Linked DNA regions of Mus musculus: region 2 is linked to region 1. A link is a loop called in an ENCODE intact Hi-C map of the cell type or tissue named here. Cell type or tissue: heart. All regions are shown on one strand. Each heading gives the region's core, and the rest is flanking DNA. Links, peaks and the distances in the headings are about the cores only.

Region 1 (10,657 bases), core at 3,386-8,385:
TGTGATAAAACACCCCGGGGTAGAAGCAACTTCGGAAGGAAAGGGTTCATTTCAGTTTACAACGGTTAAATCACACTTCATCGAAGCCGGGCGAGGTGCCACACGCCTTTAATCCCAGCGCTCAGAAGGCAGAGGCAGGCAGATTTCTGAGTTCGAGTTCAAGGCCAGCCTGGTCACAGAGTGAGTTCCAGGACAGCCAGGGCTATACAGAGAAAAACCAAAAAACCAAACCAAACCAAAACAAAAAAAAAAAACAAAAACAAAAACAAATCACACTTCATCACTGAAAGAAGTCCGCAAGGCAGGGTTGAGCATAGTGGTGGAGGCCTTTGATGGCAGTACTCTGGAGGCAGAGGCAGGAGGATCTTGGTGAGTTCCAGGCCAGCCTAGTCTACAGAGCTAGTCCAGGACAGCCAGGGCTATTACACAGAGACATCCTGTCTCAAACAAACTAACAAACAAAACAAAACAGAGTTCAAGACAGGAACCTGGAAGCAAGAACTGGAGGAGGCAGAGGCCATGGAGGAGTGCTGCTCCCTGACTTGCTCTGCTCCCGGTGGTTAGCTCAGCCCGCTTACTTTCCCGTTCACTAACAATCAATCACCTCACAGACTTGCCTACAGGACAATGTGGTAGGATCCCTCTTTCCCAATGACTCTCTAGCTGTGTCAAGTTGATAAGCACTAACCGGGACACACACTTAGACACACACACCAAGAACAAACTACAAAAATAAAATTGGTGGGATTAAAAAGGTACTGACAGCCGGGCTTGGTGGCGCACGCCTTTAATCCCAGCACTCAGGAGGCAGAGGCAGGTGGATTTCTGAGTTCGAGGCCAGCCTGGTCTACAAAGGGAGTTCCAGGACAGCCAGGGCTATACAGAGAAACCCTGTCTTGAAAAACCAAAAAAAAAAAAGGCACTGACAGAGGTAACAGCATCACTTCAGGTCATCTGTTAGGCCTAGGATAGTCTTCTGAGAGTGGCAATCACCTCGTGGATCATTTTACAACTCACCCCACCCCATTTTGATGTAGGGGATTAAACCCAGATTTTACCCAAATTAAGCACAGGCTCCACTCGTGGCCCATCACACATCATTTTGATGAATTAGGCCGTAATACCCATTTCGAAGGTTAATGTGTATGAAGGTTGATGGGGTAACTGGAAACTAATTATGAGGAGACCATCAAAAAAGTTTATACTACAGTGGTTTTCGTTTTGGTGGGGTGTGGGGGGGTCATACCTGTAATGAGACACAAAGGCAGGAGAACGTCCAGAAGTTCAAGGCCAGTCTGAGCTACCTAGGGAGGCTGTCTCAAAATAAAATAAGATAGAGGCTGGATGTGGATCTCAGCCAGGAGGTACGTGCCTGCCTTGCCTATGAATGTCTATCCATCTGGCTTTGCTCTCCATACCACATAAGCCAGGACCCAGGTGCGGTGTTGAGTCCAGAACTTGGGGGCATAGAGGAGAGCAAATGAGCAGAATGATACAATGTTTTAAACAAACCGAAACACTTTATTTAGGAAAAGAAAGACAACTTATTTATTTGGGGGGAGGGAGCAGGGTTGTGTTGGCTCGTTGGCTCTTTTTTGTTTGTTTGTTTGTTTGTTTTGTTTTTTGAGACAAGGTTTCTCTGTGCAGCCCTGGCTGTCCTGGAACTCACTGTAGACCAGGCTGGCCTCGAACTCAGAAATCTGTCTGCCTCTGCCTCCCAAATGTTGGAAGGCGTGAGCCACCACGCCCGGCTTTTGTTTGAGTGAGAGAGTACACAAGGCAGAACAACCACCGTCACCAACACTGATTCTGAAGCAGTCAACTGGATGGCTTTTTTTTTTTTTTTTTGAGACAGTGTCTCACTATGTAGCCCTGTCTAGAACTTGCTATGTAGGCCAGGCTGCTGGACTGTAGCCTACTCAGTAAGAGGGAGCTAAGTACCGGAAGAGGCTGGGAGACCTAAGATAGAAACCCGGGAGAAGAAGGTAATACGTAGAGGAACATCCTTGTTCCGCCACAGAGAGTGAGTCCACCTTTATGTTGAACATCGACCGCTTACTAAGGCAGTTAAATGACTTCAAATCAAGTCAGTAATGGCTAAGAGGCCAAGTGTGGGAGCGTGGTCTGTAGAGGATGCTACAGGAGGACAGACTACCTCCTTCAGCTTTCGAGCTCATGTCACAGGGGAAGTAGATGAGGAACAGGTTCCCATGGCCATTTTTGGAAAAGCAACTCAAGATCGAACCCTTTGGGCCACTTGCCAGTTTCATTTTATAAATGAAAGCTAAATTTGTAAAGTGGCCGCCTTAGTTTCGAAGGGCTGCCACCAATGGAGTGCTACTAATTGTAGCTGGAAGCCTTAGCCCTAGAGTTGTGTCCTGAAGCCTCTCTTCTTGCCATAGAGACACTGCTTTCTCCCCTTTTTCTTGTGTGGTCTTCCTTCTCTGTGTGTGTCTGTGTCCCACACAGCAGGGGAGGGTATGGGGGACTTTTGGAATAGCATTTGAAATGTAAATGAAGAAAATACCTAATTAAAAAAAAAAAAAAAGCCAGGCGTGGTGGCACATGCCTTTAATCCCAGCACTCAGGAGGCAGAGGCAGGCAGATTTCTTAGTTCGAGGCCAGCGTGGTCTACAGAGTGAGTTCCAGGACAGTGTGGGCTATACAGAGAAATTCTGTCTCGAAAAAACAAAAACAAAACAAAACAAAACAAAAAAAAGGTGCACCTTTTCTGGGTTTTGTTTGTTTGTTTTTTACTTTGGGCTTTTTTTCTTAGTTTTTCTCTAAAGTGCCCTCACTTCCCACCATGTGGCTGACTTCTCCCGGTGGCTGCTGAGCTTGCTTGCTACAGACGGCTTGCCTGTCCCAGAGTTCTTCTTTCAAACTTGAAGAAGTTTGTCCTCTCCCTTCCACTCGCATCCATTCTCAAATCCTGTCATTACTGAGACTAGGAACTCTCCAAATCCCCCCAACTCCCCCTGTATCATTAAGACGGGCATATTGGAATAGGGCCTAAGTCTAGTGACTTCATGTTGTTGTAATTATTATTATCCTGGAACTCATTATAAACATCAAGATAGCCTTGAACGCAGATGGGCTTCTGCCCCATCTTCTGAGACTAAAGGTGTGTACCATCGCAACAGGGTAATGGCTTCCATTTTATTAATGGCCTCATTAAAGACCTCAGCTCTGGACTGTTGAATTGGCTGAACCAGTAAATGCACTTGCCACTAAAACTGACAATCTGAGCTCCACTGTCTATTTTTAATTAATTAATTAATTAATATTTATTTATTTATTTTTTGAGACAGGGTTTCTCTGTATAGCCCTGGCTGTCCTGGAACTCACTCTGTAGACCAGGCTGGTCTCGAAATCTGCCTGCCTCTGCCTCCCGAGTGCTGGGATTAAAGGCGTGTGGCACCTCCATATGACAATGTATGAATTCTTCAGGATCTAAAAATGTAGTCTGTTGGCTATAGCTGTATTTCAGTGGCAGAGAGCTTGCCTTGTAACACACACACACACACACACACACACACACACACACACACGGAACCAGGGGAGCAAACTCAAAAAGGCAGAAGACAAGCATCATTTGTAAGATGGATATAAGATCTATATATATATACTTTCTATTTCAAAATGTCTTAGCCTAGAGATGATATTCATGCACCTTGGTTCATGACCTTGGGTTCCATCTCCTATTTTCTTATCACCTTTGGCCATTTCATAAAAGAAGATTTGGCTGTGTGCTGGTCATGGTGGTACACAAGTTTATTTTTTGGTTTTTCAAGACAGGGTTTCTCTGTATAGCCCTGGCTGTCCTGAAACTCACTTTGTAGACCAGGCTGGCCTCGAACTCAGAAATCCGCCTGCCTCAGCCTCCCAAGTGCTGGGATTAAAGGTGTGAGCCACCACACCCGGCTGGTACACACCTTTAATGCCAGTGCTCACTGTGTGAAGGTGAGACAGAGAGGGAGGGAGGGAGGGAGGGAGGGAGAGAGAGAGAGAGGCTTTAGCTAGAAAGCAAAATGGAGAGCTTTTAAGAGCCATTTGTCAGTTTCACTTCCTCAATAATAGCAAGTCCCTGGTGGTCATACTCATTTGAAAGATCACCCCAGGTGCAGAGAAGCACTAGTGAATAAAATGGCAATTGGCACAATGCCACCTGTCCATCCATTCATTTATTTTTATTAAAAAATTTAAGCACTTTTTGGGAAAATATTTATTTTATGTGTGTATTTTGTCTGGATGTATGTGTAGTGTGTGCCTGATGCCTGCTGGTGTCGGAAAGAAGGGAGTGTCAGATTCTCTGGAAGTGGAGTTATAAATGCCTGTGTGCTATAATATGGGTACTGGGAACTGAATCTATGCCTTCTGGAAGAGTATCCAGTGCTCTTAACTGCTGGGCCATTGCTCCAGCAGCCTCTCATGTCCCATTAAAGAACAACAAAACAAAACAACCCAAACCCAGGTTCTTGTACGTGGTATATATAATGATGCATATCATATGGGTACTTGCAATTGTGTGTGTGTGTACCTGTGTGTGTGTGTGTGTGTGTGTATTTCAGTGCAGTTGGTTCTCTCTCACCACTTTTCAGTGGGTTCTGGGGATTGAACCCACAGTTGAAGTTGTCAGGCTTGTGTGGCCAGAGCTGAGTCACCTTCCTGGCTTTGTTGTGTGTTTGGGGGACATGACTTTATGTGGTACAGATCTGACTTGCACTGTGTAGTGGAGGATGGCCAGGATTTCTGATCCTCCTGCCTCCACAGGCAGAGTGATGGGACTATAAGATTATGCCATCCAGTTGAGCTGGCCTCTCCATTTATTTACTAAGTGCTTATCATCTCTGATAGTCTGTGGGAATGGGTTGAGGGGGCAGGGTTGCTCCAAGTAGCCCTGCCTGGCCTGGTACTCACTACGGAAGCAAAGGCTGGCTCCAAAATCATGGAGATCTGTCTGCTTCTGCCTTTCAAGATATGTACCACTCCACCTGGCTTTTCCCAGAATATAGAGAAGGGTGACAAAACCCATAGAACTGGAGTTACACACAGTGTGAGCAAATATGTGGGTGCAAGGAATCGAACTCAGGTCCTCTGGAAGAACAGCATGTGCTCCTAATTACTGAGCCATCTCTCCAGCCCTGCTAACTTAATCTTTTTTTTTGTTGTTGTTGTTGGTTTTGTTTTGTTTTGTTTTTGAGACAGGGTTTCTCTGTGTAGCCAGGCTGTCCTGGAACTCACTTTGTAGAATAGGCTGGCCTCAAACTCAGAAATTTGCCTGCCTCTGCCTCCCAAGTGCTGGGCTTAAAGGCATGAACCACTACTGCCTGGCTCTGCTAACTTAATCTTAAACACATGAATTTTCTTTTCAGTGCTGTGGACTGGACCCAGAGCCTTTAGCATATAAGCACCATGCCACTAAGCTACATTCTTAGTCCAAGTTTTATTTGTTTGTTTGTTTGTTTGAGATAGAGTTTCTCTGTGTAATAGCCCTGGCTGTCCTGGAACTGGATCTGTAGCCTAGGCTGTCCTTGAATTCAGATACTGGGATTAAATGCATGTGCTACCACCAACCAGCTTTTCCAAATAATAAAAACAAAATCTTTTTATTTTCAGGAGTGCCAGACCACTGTTATTGTATTAATTAACCTCACTTCTTTGGGTATTTTTTGTTTGTTTTTGAGACAGGGTCTAACTTTGTAGTTCAGGCTGTCCTGAAACTCACTATGTAGACCAAGCTGGCCTCAAAAGAACAGAGGTCATCCTGCCTCTGCCTCAGGAGGGCTTAAAGGCATGTGACATTATACTTAGCTAGGACCTCTTTTTTTTTTTTTTTTTTTTTTTTTTTTTTTTTGAGACAAGGTCTCATTATGTAATTCTGGGTGGCCCGGAAATCACAGAGACCTAGCTCCTTTCCTCTGCCTCCAAAATACTAAGAATAAAAAACGTGTCATACCACTACAAATTGTTGGGCCCCTTTTTTGCAATCTGTTGAGATGGGTACTTCCTACTGGCCAACCCTTTGTTGAGAGCAGGGTGGTTCCTTTCCACATTCAAATAGTTTCCCTACTTCCTCATTCTCCTCCAACCCCATTGTCACCCAGAGAGACCCTGGTGTGCTCCTCAGGCGGTCGATCCTGGAGCCCCACCCAGAGGGCCCCTCTTTGTTACTCAACATTTCTTTCACCTTGGCCTTGAGAAATTCATGGTGTGTTCTATGCCTTGGAGGAACAGATCTGCTGTGATTTTACATCCCTAGTAAACATCCAACTTCTTTTTATTCAAGGAATCGTTGACAATGGAAACACAAAGAAGTTGTAAATGAATAATCTATGGAGTTTAGACACAGAGTGACCACCAAGGTTGGAGTCTTCTTCATTCTACTGTGTGCCCATCCACTTATAGAAGGGAGATGGTTTTGGAAGATGGACTGTAAACTTTATAAATGTCACAGATTTGGCAAGAGACAGTTTTTGCTCTCCCTGATCAGTGTAGGGAATTCATAGAATCAGTCGACATTATGGTTGAGGGACTGGGTCTGGATGGAGATGGTTCAGTAGTTAAGAAGCTGACTGGTCTTCCTGAAGACTGGGGATTTCATCCCCAGCATCTACACTGGGCTTCCCAATAGTCTCTAACCCCAGGACTGGAAGATCCAACACCCTCTTCCCCTGCCTAAGGGTACCAGGAGATGCAATGGACAGGTGATATACACTGATGTACATTCAGGCAAACAGTCACTCCATAAAATAAAAAGAAATACAATCTAAAAACAAGCAAGCAAGCAAGCAAACAAACAAAAGAGCAGCCTTATATTCTAAAAGAGTAATCCCAAATGAACTGCCTTAATCTGGTGTGCCCTGACTCCCAAGGGTCTGATTGCTGGAAGGTTCTGATAGAGAAGAAATAATTACTTGGGTGATGGACAGTGATTGCTGGTGCATTTTCTATCTAGCCAGAATACTTTTGTTTCTTTCCCTCACCCTTTAGGAAGCATTTTGTGTAGCGCAGGCTGGCCTCAAGTCACTAAGTAACTGAGGAAAACTTTGAAGGCTTCATCTTCCTGCCTCTTCCTTCCCAGGGATAGGACTATGGACAGGCCCACGTCATTACACCCTGCTTTCCCTCCCTCTGGATAACTAAGTGGGTTCAGTCCATCTCTTGGTTGGGAGAGGCGTTTCTTTGGGGTTATCTTTTCTGGCTGCTGGGAGATAGAAGTACTGAGGTGACAGAAAGAAAAACGGGAATGCTCCACTTCTGCTTCAGGGACTGCCCTCACCTTTTCCAGTAAACACTTTCATCTGCATTTTCTTCTTCTTTTCGTTTTTTATTCGAGACAGGGTTTCTCTGTGTAGCCCTGGCTGTCCTGGAACTCACTCTGTAGACCAGGCTGGCCTCAAACTCTGAAATCCGCCTGCCTCTGCCTCCCGAGTGCTGGGATTATAGGCGTGCGCCACCACTGCCTGACTCATCCTCATTAAAAAAAAAAAAAAAAAAAAGTATGCTGTCGCTTCAGACACACCAGAAGAGGGCATTTGATCCTGTTACAAATGGTTATGAGCCACCATGAGGTTGCTGGAAATTGAACTCAGGATCTTGGGACAAGCAGTCAGTGCTCTTAGGGTCTGAGCCATCTCTCCGGTCCCGAATGTCCATTTTTAACTTGCAACCCAAGGTGAACCCAGATACAACTTCTTTGCCCTCTTTCCCTGGCTACTGAGAACTGTGAAATATATATATATATGCCTTAGCTACCTCATCATGATCCCCCAAGGATGATTCGCTGGTGGCTGAGAAGTTCCTTGCTGTGTGTTTATGGAAGTAACATGAGTTTGAGAAACTGCACATTTTCCCTCTTGGCTGCCTCTCCCGGGTTCCTGAATGAGGACCAACTCTTTTCAGCAACACTGGATACAATCTAGTTAGAATAGCAATGTTTTTTGTTTGTTTGTTTTAAAATTTTAATTCCTTTTTATTACTCCTTGCTGTGGTCAATGGGCTATTAGCAGAGATCAGTTCTCTCCTTCCACCATGTGGGGGTCCAAAGATTGAAACCAGGGCATCAGGTTTGTACCTTTACCCACTGGGGCACTTGCTGGCCCTGAGAGTTTAAAGATCTTCTGTCTAAAGATAGGGCCATATGTAAATGAGTTAAATACCTAATAAAAAATGGAAAAAAAAAAAAAAAAAAAGATAGGGCCTTTCAGTGACTTTTACCAGTGAGGTTTACAGAAAACAGATTTTAAAACGTCATTGGGTTTGTGCTGTGATATCTTACTGAAGCTTGACAAGTAAGACTGTAAATTCAAGGGCTGACAAAAAGAGCTGCCTCATTGCCTTGACATCACCACGGACTCCATATTTAAGATGGCTGTTTACTTCTGGGGTTACCTCCTGGTGTGTTTTAAAATACTCTTGCAAATCTCAGTCAGCTTGAAATAGCTGCTCTACCCTTTTTCAACAGAGGCTCCCACCTTCTGAGTACACTGGCTCATAGGTATTTATAAACCTGATGTCAGTCAAAGATGACTTTTTTTTATATCCCTCCTCCTCATTCTCTTCCTCCACACGTGAAGATAGACCTACATAAAATGAGAAACTGCATAAGGTACCCAGTCACCTACGTACGTTCAGCAATCCTTTAAGATCGCATACATTCTTTCTTTGGAACTTTTTCTCCTTTGAGACAGGGTCTCACATACTCTGGCACTTGATATATAGACCAAGATAACCTTGAACTTCTCATCCCCTTGCTACCACCATACCCTACTACACCGTCAGTTTTTCTCTTAGAGTTTAAAAATACTTAATCAGCTTATATTATTGTTATTTTTTCCCCCACTTTTTTCTTATGTCTGCTTGGTTTTGTGTCTTTTTTTTTTTTTTTTTTTTTTTTTTGAGACAGGGTTTCTCTTTATAGCCCGAACTCAGAAATCCGCCTGCCTCTCTCTCTCAAGTGCTGGCATTAAAGACATGCGCCACCATGCCCGGCTTGGTTTTGTGTTTTTCATTGTTGCTGTTGTTTGTTTTTTGTTTTTCAAGATAGGATTGCTCTGTATGCCTCTGGCTGTCTCTAGAACTTAGTATGTAGACTAGGCTGGCTTTGAACTCAACAGAGATCCACTTGCCTCTATCTCCCAAGTGCTGGGATTGCACCATGACTATATTATTGTTAGTTTTGAGATCTAGGAGGCCCTTTTGTTAGGAAGTGGTGGAGGTTGTCTTTGAACTCCTAATTTTATTCTCTTCATCTTCCCTGAGCCATATTTCCTTGAGATTGGGTCTCCCACCAGTATGCCTATCTCATCTCTGGCCCCCACCTCCAAAGCTGGAGTTATGTATGGCACACCCTGCAATTCCTGGCTTTTTCTGTGGGATGGACATGGGAAACTCAGCTTAGGTCCTAGAGGTTTCACAGTAAGTGTTCTTGCCCACTGGGCCATCTACCCAGCCCCAGATTTTTTTGTAAAATCTAAGAATCTTTTTCTTTATTTTTTGGCTCTCCACAACTATGTAAAAGACCTGGATCACTGAGCTCACAGACATCCCCCTGCCTCTTCTTCCTGAGTGTTGGCAACAAAGGTATTCATTACTACTGCATGCTCTAAGAACACTTTTCTTTCCAGCTACACCTAGTATTATTTTATGGAATAATGTTTATTAGATCACAGTTTGGAGAACATAGAGTGTTGATCTGTACAAAGTTGGTGGAATAGGATGCACAACTTTTTTTTTTTGGGTTTTTGGAGACAGGGTTTCTCTGTATAGCCCTGGCTATCCTGGAACTCACTTTGTAGACCAGGCTGGCCTCAAACTCAGAAATCCGCCTGCCTCTGCCTCCCAAGTACTGGGATTAAAGATGTGCGCCACCATGCCCGACGAGGATGCAGGACTTGAAAAAAAAAATCTAGGCGACAGTGGTGGTGGTTATCCTCGTATATTTCCAGTACTCGGGGGCCAGAGGCAAGCAGATTTCGCGAGTTCAAGGCCAGCCTGGTCTGCAAAGCAAGTTCCAGGACAGCCATGGCTACACAAAGAAACTGTCTCAAAAAAAAACCCAACTGAATAAAACAACATAACCCCACCCCCGCAAAACAAACAACCAACCCAAAACAGGAAACACACTTTAATACTTCATTTTCATATTGAAGTGGTGAAATTGATAAAGCTTATTTTGATCCACGTTATTTTATGTGTTAGTTAAGGTTATTATACCCCCCCCCCCACATATATATATATATATATATATATATGTATGTGTGTGTGTATATATATATATAAAATCTGCCTGCTTCTGCCTCTTGAGAGCTGAGATTAAAACTGTTCACCACTGTGTCCTTCCTTAAGGTCCAAGTGTTTTAACAAGTATACAAAGATATTCATATGAAAAGTTAGGCCTAGCTGGGCTTGGTGGCCCATGCCTTTAATCCCAGCACTCGGGAGGCAGAGGCAGGTGGATTTCTGAGTTCAAGGCCAGCCTGGTCTGCAAAGTGAGTTCCAGGACAGCCAGAGGTATACAGAGAAACCCTGTCTCACAAAAAAAGAAAGAAAGAAAGAAAGAAAGAAAGAAAGAAAGAAAGAAAGAAAGAAAGAAAAGTTAGGCCTTTAGTCCCAGCACAAAGGCAGGTGGAACTCTGTGAATTCAAGGCCAGCC
Region 2 (10,657 bases), core at 2,864-7,863, 84 kb before region 1:
GTTGCCTATGAATGGAGATTCACCTGCCTGTCTCCCAAGTCTGGATTGAAGGCATGTACTGCCTCTGCCCAGCCACATGGTTTTGTTTGTTTGTTTGTTTGTTTGTTTTTTTAAATACAAGGATTCATTGTGTAGACCAGGATAGCCTTGAACTCAGAGAGATCGCCTGCTTTTGCCTCCTAAATATGGGGGATTGAAGGCATGAGCCACCACACCTGACTAAAAACAGAACTTCTCTTTTACAGGGAAAAAAAAAACAAAGTTCCAGAAATGTGAGGCAATGATTGGACAGTACTATAAATATGTGTAGTGATACTAAATTATATACTTAGAAATTATTACGAAGAAGCCGAGTGTGGTGGCACACACCTTTAATCCCAGCACTTGGGAGGCAGAGGCAGGCAGATTTCTGAGTTCGAGGCCAGCCTGTTTTACAGAGTGAGTTCCAGGACAGCCAGGGCTACACAGAGAAACCCTGTCTCAAAAAAGAAAGAAAGAAAGAAAGAAAGAAAGAAAGAAAGAAAGAAAGAAAGAAAGAAAGAAAGAAAGAAAGAAAGAAATTGTTACAAACCAAGCATGTGAGGCTGGAGAGATGGCTCAGCAGTTAAGAGCACTGACTGCTCTTCCAGAAGTCCTGAGTTCAATTCCCAGCAACCACATGATGGCTGACAATCATCTGTAATGGGATCTGATGCCCTCTTCTGATGTATCTAAAGACAGCTACAGTATACATATATAAATTAAAATAATAAATCTTAAAAAAAAAAAAAGGGCAAGCATGTCAATGCATGCCTGTAATCCTAGCACTCAGGAAGCTAAAAGATAGCTACAATTTCAAGGTCAGCCTATTCCACAGAATAAGGTCCAGGCCAGCCAGGACTACACAGTTAGATAGTCTCAATTAACATAAGTAAATCCACTATGAACCATCACTGAACCATCATTTCCTTCTGTCTTTCTATGCTGTCTCGGCAGAACACCTCGTTCTGCAGTGCAACCTCTGTTAGACCACACCTTCAGTATCTTCTGCATTTTGCCTACATGCTCAAAGCCTAAGTCAGAATTCACATCCCAGTTTGGGCCCAGTCAAACTTTGACTATAGCTGCTGTGCCTAGCTTTTTACCCACTGCCCCTGCACCAATCTCCAAGGACAATCTTCAGTCTTTAAAAGGCCACCTTTGATAGACCAACCAATCCTAACACAAACACACACACACACACACACACACACACACACACACACACACACACCACATGCAATGGTCCCACTATAGTAACATATGTCTTACTCAGCGCTCCTCCACTGTGTTTCCCCTCTGCCCTACTTCTTTATTCTTCTATTACATCATGTGTGTTGGTAATTAGATTCTGAAGAGTGAAGTTCTAAGGAAGGTTAAGAGGCTGTTTGCATCCTTTAACGTGTAGCAAGGAAAGCAGCCCTGAGTAATGGCAGAGAGAAAAGAATGCATACCTCAGTGTATACTCCCTTTTCTTTCTATAGCACCAAGCTGCCTCTGTTTAACTATTTATTTCTATTTCTAACTATTTAACTTTGCATGAAAGCTTAGTCTTCAGGAAATGGCACTGTTTGAAAGGATTAAAAGGATCAAGAGGTGTGGCCTTGTTGAAGGAAGTAGTGGGAGGGGTTGAAGTTTCAAAAGCCTATGTCAAGCCGGAGTCAGTCTCTGTCTCCCCCACACCCCTGCGTCCCCATCCCCACCCCACCATCCTGGATCAGGATGTAGCTCTTAGCTACTTCCCTAGGGCCTGCCTGCAGGCTGCCCTGTTCCCCACTCTGATGGTAACTGAGTAAAATCCTTGTGAGATTACATCAGCCTGGCTGGGAGTATAACTCTGCCAGTAAAGTGCTGGTCTTGCATACATGAAGCCCTGAGTTTAAGTCCTAACACAACCAGGTTAGTGGCACTCATAGCCTAACCTTCAGAAAGTGGAGGCAGAAGGAGAGGAAATTCAAGGTCATTTTTAATTCCATGGCGTTTGGCTATATGGCTAGCTCAAGCCCAGCTTGGACTACCCCCCCAACTCTAACGCTATATCAAATACATACATACATACATACATACATACATACATACATACATGTGGCAAACCAAATAGAGACAGAAAAATAAATAAATAAAAAACAAACCTTAGAGCACTTCTGGTTTTGTTCTTGTTTTATTGAACCTAATAGTGGTTTTTGCGACAGTGACGCTTGCTCTAATTTTATCTCAACTTTGCAGGGGGACTGGTCCCAGGGTAGGCTTGGTTCATCTATTTCCTAGTCCATTAACCCATGGCTCTTGCTGCCTAGGCTGCTGTGTGGCCATTCTTTCAGATGGAACGTATACACAAGCTGCCTTCTCCTCCACATCGCTCTCGAAAAGAAAGCAAACAGCGCTTTGCCTTGCTGCAGAAGCCTCTCCGGGTAGACAGGCGGCCCTTTGTGGGTCCAACAGCATCCAGCAGGTATTTGTTAGTGGCCCATTACTTAGGACAGCGCACACTCTCCTCTGCCGACAAGCTCATCTTTCTGGGAGACTATTCCTTTCTTGTCTTAATGGATGCTGTCAGAGGCAGGATGTGGCTTTTGACTTCACAGACAAAAAAAAAGAAAGGAAAGAAAAGAAAAAAACGAATAATGGCTTCCCCTAAGGGTGGTGTGTTCTGCTGTCCCCATCAGCACTGGGATTTGATAAAGAGGAAGAGAGGAAGAATACGGAAAGTTTGAAACATTTGATAACTTTTGAGAGAAACGCAGATACGTAATTACAAGAGTTGCTTGCAATTTTTAATTAAAACTTGGGGCGGAAATGAACAGCCAGAAACAAGTGTCATTCATCATCCTAAACCGCCAACTAAGGTAAACACTGCCGCCACTCAGGGTTGGGAAGAACTGAGAGGAGAAAGGAGAGGAGTGATCGCTCTGGATATCAAGCAAATCAAATTACCCTGAAGGCCCTGCCAGACACCCGCATTAATCATTGGTTATCCCAGCTGCACACCTGTACAAAGGAGAACCTGGCTACCCAAAACAAACAAACAAAAAACCCCAAAGAAACCCAAAAAAAAAAAAAAAAACCCACACAGCTGGCAGAGCCGGCTAGCAGCAGGAGGGATGTGCAAGCAGGCAGCCCACCCTTGGACCAAGCCGGAAGTGTCAACCTCCGGGCCAGGTTTAACCAGAAGTAGCTGATTGGATTCCAGTCAGGGCTGGGCAATCCTCTTACTCTACAGCAGTTCTTTTGCTCTTTCCCAATCCCCCTCCCCTCCCTCCCCTCCCCTCCCCTCCCCCACTCTCCCTCCCCCTCCCCCTGCGGCTCCCTTTCTCTATGTCTGTGTATATGCACGCGTGTTTGTGTCTCCCCCACACCCCCTCCCCAGGAGTCCTGTGAATGGACAAAACAGCCTGGAAACCAGTTCCCCCGGAGAAAGGAGGCTTCCGGGTTAAACTCAGACGCTGTGACCCTGGTAAGGAGGCAGGTTGACCCTCCTTCCTCTCCTGTGTTTAAGGAGAGGGAACTGGGGTGACATGGGGACAGAGAGCCTCTGACTTTGTTTTCTTGTGTGGCCCAGGCTCTGTACACACACCCACAAGCTGTCCCGAGGACTGGGCACACACAGGAGGCTGGGAGCTATTTGTACTTGGTGAGCACTTTCAAGTGGGAGCCATCTGAGTGTGCGCCGTGTGGATGCCAAAGAGCATTTAGAGGGAACAAAATGATTTATTATTGGGGCCTCCACACACCCTCACTGAAAAAGGGAGAGAACTTCTCCCCCTAGCTCTTTATCATTAAAACCTTAAAGCAGCGGGGTCCATTTGGTCTCTTAAGCCAGCCTGGAAGGGAGTCACAGCTAATCAAGCAAGCCAGCTCCTCTCCACCAGCCGTCTCTGAGTACAACAATATGTAGAAGCTGGCACATAGACTGCAGGCCACTTTGATGTTAAGCAAGGGAGAGGACATGGGTGGGGTGGGGGGCTCCCAAACAATGCAAAAAAACTGTGTCTTAGTTTAACTCTCCCATGTCCTTCTTGCAGAACAAATCTGAGACCTATATAACTGGACTACCCTCCAGGGCATGTCAAATAACAAATAATTCCCATTTCACACACTTAGGCCCAAGAGCAGCACTTGCTTACAAGACAGAATGGCAGGTTTCCTCTTTTGAATCACTCACTTTGATTAAACAAGACACTGCTAATAAAAATTTTAAAAGAAGCAAAACAAAAACCACTGCTATCTTGTCACTGGGAGTGATGGTCTGAAAGGAACACTTGGGAGTCTGAGAAATAGCTCGTAAACAAGTGGTGGAGAGCAATTATTGGGGGAAGAGGGGCTAGCGAGATGGCTTAGCAGGTAAGAGCACTGACTGCTCTTCTAAAGGTCCTGAGTTCAAAGCCCAGCAACCACATGGTGGCTCACAACCACCGGTCATGAAACCTGACACCCTCTTCTGGTGTGTCTGAAGACAGCTACAGTGTACTTATGTATAGTAATAAATAAATCTTTGGACCTGAGCGAGCAGGGTCAACCGGAGCGAGCAGAAGTCCTAAAATTCAATTCCCAACAACCACATGAAGGCTCACAACCATCCGTACTCATATACATATAAATAAATAAATGAATAAATCTGTTTTTGTGTGTTTTTTTAAAAGAGCAATTATTGATCTTGCAGAGGGCCTGAGGTCAGTGTCCAACAGCTACAACCACCACTCACTGCACTTCCAGGGGATTCCCACGCCTTCTGACTTCCAAAGACTTGCACATGGTGCAGATCCAGACACACAAGCAAAACACCTATACACAAAGAAATAAACATTTTAAAAACTCCACATTCATTATTTCATTCTCTCCCCTGCAACTACCAGGTGAGGTCCTAGTTATTACCTCACCTTGAACTTGAAGGGACAGAAGTTAAGGGACAGTCTCTGCTCCACACATGGGTCTGAGGTCCCAGCTCTCTCTGTGGGATACAAAGTTTTGCTTGCTTCCATTTCCATGAACAAAGGTGGCAAAGCTCCCTTCCCTTGGGAATATGAAGCTCTATCTGAGGAAACACTCCAGACCCTTGCAAGTCATTCTTTGAAATGCTTTTAAACCTTTACTTCGCTGGACAAGGAGCTTTTCTGATGTATAGTCTATGTATGGTTTCAGGGTCTACAAATGAAGCAATGCAAGGGAAATGTCCAGAGGAACAGGCCCTGGATAGGGTAGGCAGGGGCTGCAATCCTCAGTCCTCCCAGGACCTAGAGGAGTGGAATCTGGCACCCCAAGACTCCTGTTATGATGTAAGGATGGGGGAAAGGTTCAGGAGCTGACCAACAACAAGGGGATCCAGGAACTCCAAAAGAACCCTAGCACACTCCCAGCTTCTTGGATTAGATACTCCATTCTCACAGATCACACCAAGGTGGCCCCTTCTTCATTAGACCCAAGTGTAAAGTCTTACAGGAGTGTCAGGGGACATGCCCCCTGTGAGCTGGAAGTGTAGCTTGAGGCTATCTTTAGATAAAGCCACCATGTAGAGGATCAATGTCCCTTGTGTGACCAATTAAATATATGAACTTAATATTATCACGTGCCTTATCTTGATCAGTTATTCAAACAGCCTCCTGTGAGCAGCATTATATCTGTAACACAGAACTGTTCAGCCACCTGGGCTAGCAAGATGGCTCCGCTGGGAAAAGTGCTTGCCAAACAAGCCCTGTAACCCCAGTTCAATCCCCAGGAATGGACATAAGAGTGGCAAGAGAGCCAGTTCTGCAAAGCTATCCTGCACGTGTTCACTGTGGCACACATGCCCATGCAAACAGATCACACACACACACACACACACACACACACACACACACACACACACACACGCAGACACAGTAATAATATGGTCTTGTTGTTGTTTTGTTTTCTAATTTTAAAAAGCCCAACGGCCTCCACAGTCACCACATCAACAATTTATGTAAGTAGGCTTTAGACCTCACAGAGGCCAAAGGTCTGTTTGTATATTTTATTTCATGTTGTTACTTATTTTCCTAACCAATTTACATAGAGCGGTTGCGAGCCACCTGACAGGGCGTGGGTGCTGGGGTCTGAGTGTCAGTCCTCATGAGGGGGCATCAAGTGCTCTTAACCACGTTGGCGAGCTCTCTAACCCCAGATCCAGCCTAGGAAGAATCGCACCCAAGGGCTGGAGAAACGGCTCGGCCATTAAAAGATAGACTCACAACCAAACAGACAAGAGTAGGTCTCAGAACATTATTTAAAGCCGGACAATTTTCAAGGAAGTTTTTCAACAGTTTACGATCTGTGGATGAGTGATTATAAATATTACTGGTAAGAAGCAATTTCACTCTCCATCTGGCTTCCTCTTTCTGTTTCTGTCTCTGTGCCTTCCTCCCCTCCTCACCCTTCATATTACTCCTATAGATATAGGAATGAGATTGGAAATCCAAGATATTAATTCAAATGTTATCTCTCTATTTAATATACCAAGTAGAAAGAGGGAAAGAGTAAGAAGAAAAGAGAAAAATAAATATATGTTACCCCCAAGAGTTTACTATTTAAAAAAAAAAAGAGTTTACTGTTTGGGGTCAGATCTGGAGGTGCTTGCCTATAAATCTAGTACTTAGAAGGTAAAGACTGGAGGATTAAGAATTCAAGGCCAGCCTCAAATATATATGAACTTTAAAGCCAACCCTGGGCCACACATATGACACAGTCTCAAAACAAAACAAAACAAAACAAACAAAAACAAGAACAAAATAAAACATAAAAAAAAAAGGTGCACGGGAAAAGAATGTACACTTTGGATCTGAAGCAAAACCATTTGTCTCACAGTGGAGTTACTGCTTTAGGCAAGATCCTTCAAGCCTGAGGACATCCTAAGTTAGAGTGGCCAGTGACCCCAGGACTGCTGTCATCAGCCTTCACAGAAAAAGACAGGAAGTTCTTCTTGTCTCAAATAGAGAAACAGGGATGGAGAGATGGCTCAGTGGTGAAGAACACTCACTGGCTGCCCTACCAGAGGACTCTCAAGTTCAATTCCAAGTACCCAGATGGCAGCTCAAAACTGTCTGTAATTATAGTTCCTGCTGATCTGACACCCTCTCCTATCATCTGAGGACAGGAAGCGTCCCTGTAGTACACAGACATACGTGTAGGTACAACACATAAAATCAACAATTTTTAAGAATTCAGACAGAGAAAGGAGCAAACATTTACCATTTACGACAGGAACAGTTTAACAAGAGTCACAGTTTATACATTCCCTGAAGAACCAAAGCGTCTATAGAGTCTGCTGACACTCATTCCTCCCTCAGGAAAGATGAGCTTACACTATCTACACATAGGAGTATCACTGGCCTCCCTCAGGAAAGATGAGAGTACACTATCTAGACATGGCCTCCACAGATGTCCCTTTCATCTTGGAGTAGAGCATCAACTCCTGGATGCCCTTCGTTCTAATGACCTGGTTAGAAGCATTAGTTCCCTTGTAAACTCCACAAAGGAAACATGGCAGTGTTTACCACATAAGAGCCCAATGCCAAGCTTGTTGTGATGTCATATGTTCTTAATATACTCAAAAGATAGAGACAGAGGCAGGAGGATCTCTGTGAGCTAGAGACCATCCTGGTCTATGTATTTTCACACAGTCTACCACATAGACACATCTCCAGCTTCACCTCCCCTGACGCACAACCCCCCCCCCCTTTTGGCATTTTACAATGATTCCATGGGCACCTAGCTGTACACATCAGAAGAGGGTGTCAGATCTCATTACGGGTGGTTGTGAGCCACCGTGTAGTTGCTCGTATTTGAACTCGGGACCTCTGGAAGAGCAGTCAGTGCTCTTAACTGCTGAGCCATCTCGCTGGCCCGTCCTGATTTCTTCAACACAAGCTCTGATGTGCTGTTTTATCTTCCCATGTTGGCATCTGTTATGTCAACAACCATTTCTCCAATACGCAGGTTTCTTAACTCCCTGTGCCAGAGTCTTGACCCCCCACCACAGAGGAACAGCAAGGAAAATTCAAGAGAAAACGTATATAAATATTTGTATAGCCTGACTGATCAACCAGAGCCTTCCCTTGCTAGTTTTGCCTAAAGCCTGCTAGATAGATAATGTTGAGTAAGAAGGCAATATATTGCTGATAAGCCAAAGAATCCATGAGAGGAAAGAACTGGGTTCAAAGTTACAAGCTTTTCCTGGAAATGGGCTGGTAGGCAGAAGTCAAATATTTCAGTAAGAGAAGAACTGAGCTAAACTCTAAACTACTAAGCCTGCAGCTCTTAGGCAAGTGTAAACTCATAAATGTATGCCTCTGCCTGCCTGCCTGCCTGCCTGCCTACTTGCTTTCTCCCTTCCTTCCCACCTTTTTTTATTTTAGTGAGGTCCAATGTATCCCACCTGATCCCCTAAACTCACTGTGTAGCAAAGGGTGACCTTGAACTTCTGACCCACCTGCCCCTGTCTCCAGAGTGGGATGACTGTGTGCCTCTCCACTTGGCTTTTGATGTGCTGGAGCTCGGGTTTTCCTGGATGCTAGATGTGAATTAAGTGCAATGAGCTACATCCTTAATCCTGAATTCAGCAAGTTTGCCCTACATACATTTATTTTTCTCAGCCAAGGATTGAACCCGGGTCTCATACACGCTAGGCACCACTCTACCACTGGACTGTCTCTCCAGGACCTGCTTTTATTTGCTTTGATTTTGTTGTTTTATGACACTAGAATCTTTTTTTTTTCTCAATTTTTTATTAGATATTTTCTTTATTTACATTTCAAATGCTATCCCGAAAGTCCACTATACCCTCCCTCCGCCCGGCTCCCCTACCCTCCCATTCCCACTTCTTGGCCCTGGCGTTCCCCTTGGTACTGGTTAGTTCATATTGTTGTTCCACCTATCGGGTTGTAGACCCCCTTCAGCTCCTTGGGTACTTTCTCTAGCTCCTCCATTGGGGGCCCCGTGTTCCATCCAATAGATGACTGTGAGCATCAACTTCTATATTTGCCAGGCATTGCATAGCCTCACAAGAGACAGCTATATCAGGGTCCTTTCAGCAAAATCTTGCTGGCATATGCAATAGTGTCTGCGTTTGGTGGCTGATTATGGGATGGATCCCTGGGTGGGGCAGTCTCTGGATGGTCCATCCTTTCGTCTCAGCTCCAAACTTTGTCTCTGTAACTCCTTCCATGGGTATTTTGTTCACTATTCTAAGGAGGAATGAACTATCCATGCATTGGCCTTCCTTCTTGATTTTCTTGTGTTTTGTAAGTTGTATCTTGGGTATTCTAAGTTTCTGGGCTAATATTCACTTATCAGTGAGTACGTATGAAGTGACTTCTTTTGTGATTGGGTTACCTCACTCAGGATGATATCGTCCAGATCCACCCATTTGCCTAAGAAGAGACCAGAATCTTGCGATGTGTCTCTGGATACCTGATCTTGAATCTACTACGTGGTAGACTCACTCTGTCTGTGATCCTCCTGCCTCAGCACCCAGAGGGCCTGAATTACAGGCTATATCACCACCATTCCCAGTTTTGCTTTTTTTTTTTAATTCTACACATTAAAATTAAATTGATACCATTTGTGAGAGCATTTGAACGATCCGCACACATGCTAGTGAATAATTGGCTTCATGGTGGATATGGTTCTGTAAGGATCAACGGCTAAATAAACTCACATAGCCATGGTTTGGGGCTAGGAGTCTAACTGGACTCCAATACAGCAGGCTAGGAATTGAGAGGAAGTCACACAGAAGTTCTACACCACCAGGCTATAAAAATAATGTTAAGAGTCAGGAAGAGGCAGATGGAAGCCAGGCGCCCACGTGGGCTCCCACACCGGGGCTCCTGCACAGGCCGCATGGGCTCCCACCATTGGCCTGATGCTAAAGCTTTTCTGTCTTAATCCTTTTACAACAAAAGCATAAACTGAAGCATCCTAAGGGTCACTGATTGATTAGTTATTTGTCTGAGGTTAGTCTCCCTGGCCTACCAGGAACATGACTTTCAAATGCCCGATCATCCTGGGATTGGCTTCTTCACTCTCTAACCCTTTCCTGACTATACCCCCCAAGCTCCTGCCCCGTTCATTAGAACAGTTATTCATTTTCAGGAAATGGAGAGTTGCCCCAAAACTAGAATATAAAATAAATCCAATCAGGATCTTTAAATTAAATGGTTGTCATTTTTTTCCCTCTGGAACAGCATTAACAGTAGAAACCAGGAAAGAAAGTGGTGAATCACTCATGGAACACACAGCCTTTAAAACCGGAAGCTTGGGTGAGGCGCTGTGACTCACACCTGTAATTCCAGCGCTCAGGAAGTGGAGACTTGAGAACTGATATGACTGTGAGATCAGCGTGGGGGAGAGAAAAGTGAGGGCCCAACTCAAAAATAAAGCAAACGAAATGTGACGTCCAACCTGACAGGCTGGATGTGATGGGAGGGGAGAACCAGCTGCTGCAAGCTGTTCTCTGACAATGTTCACACTCGCACTGTGGCATGCATGCACACTGGCATGTACACACACACATGAGCATGCCCACACACACATAAATATGTAACTTTTTTAAAAACGTAAAAGTAGAGAGAAAGGATTTAAATGACCAAGAATAACAAATGCCTATCAGGTTCTCCTTCTCTTATCA

What was found. A loop is a pair of places that touch in the nucleus more often than their neighbours do. Peaks named below come from ENCODE experiments on the same cell type or tissue, not always from the same donor. Only the 100,000 strongest peaks of a DNase experiment are listed, where the experiment ranks them.
Region 2: it touches region 1 in a loop (2.6-fold over the local background); 4 of 42 quality-filtered maps call a loop at or near these places.

Annotation. Positions count from the first base shown.
Region 1 is chr13:44,716,218-44,726,874 of GRCm38, forward strand. No RefSeq gene overlaps it. Among named protein-coding and RNA genes, the nearest start is that of Jarid2, 9.7 kb to the right of the region's middle. In heart, for the core only: no CTCF peak of the experiment used is centred there; no DNase peak of the experiment used is centred there.
Region 2 is chr13:44,632,242-44,642,898 of GRCm38, forward strand. It overlaps Gm40931 (a long non-coding RNA gene), which reads right to left and starts at 4,768. Exons shown (of 3, transcript XR_873343.1): 1 at 4,721-4,768. In heart, for the core only: no CTCF peak of the experiment used is centred there; no DNase peak of the experiment used is centred there; H3K4me3 peaks cover 823 bases; H3K27ac peaks cover 1,108 bases.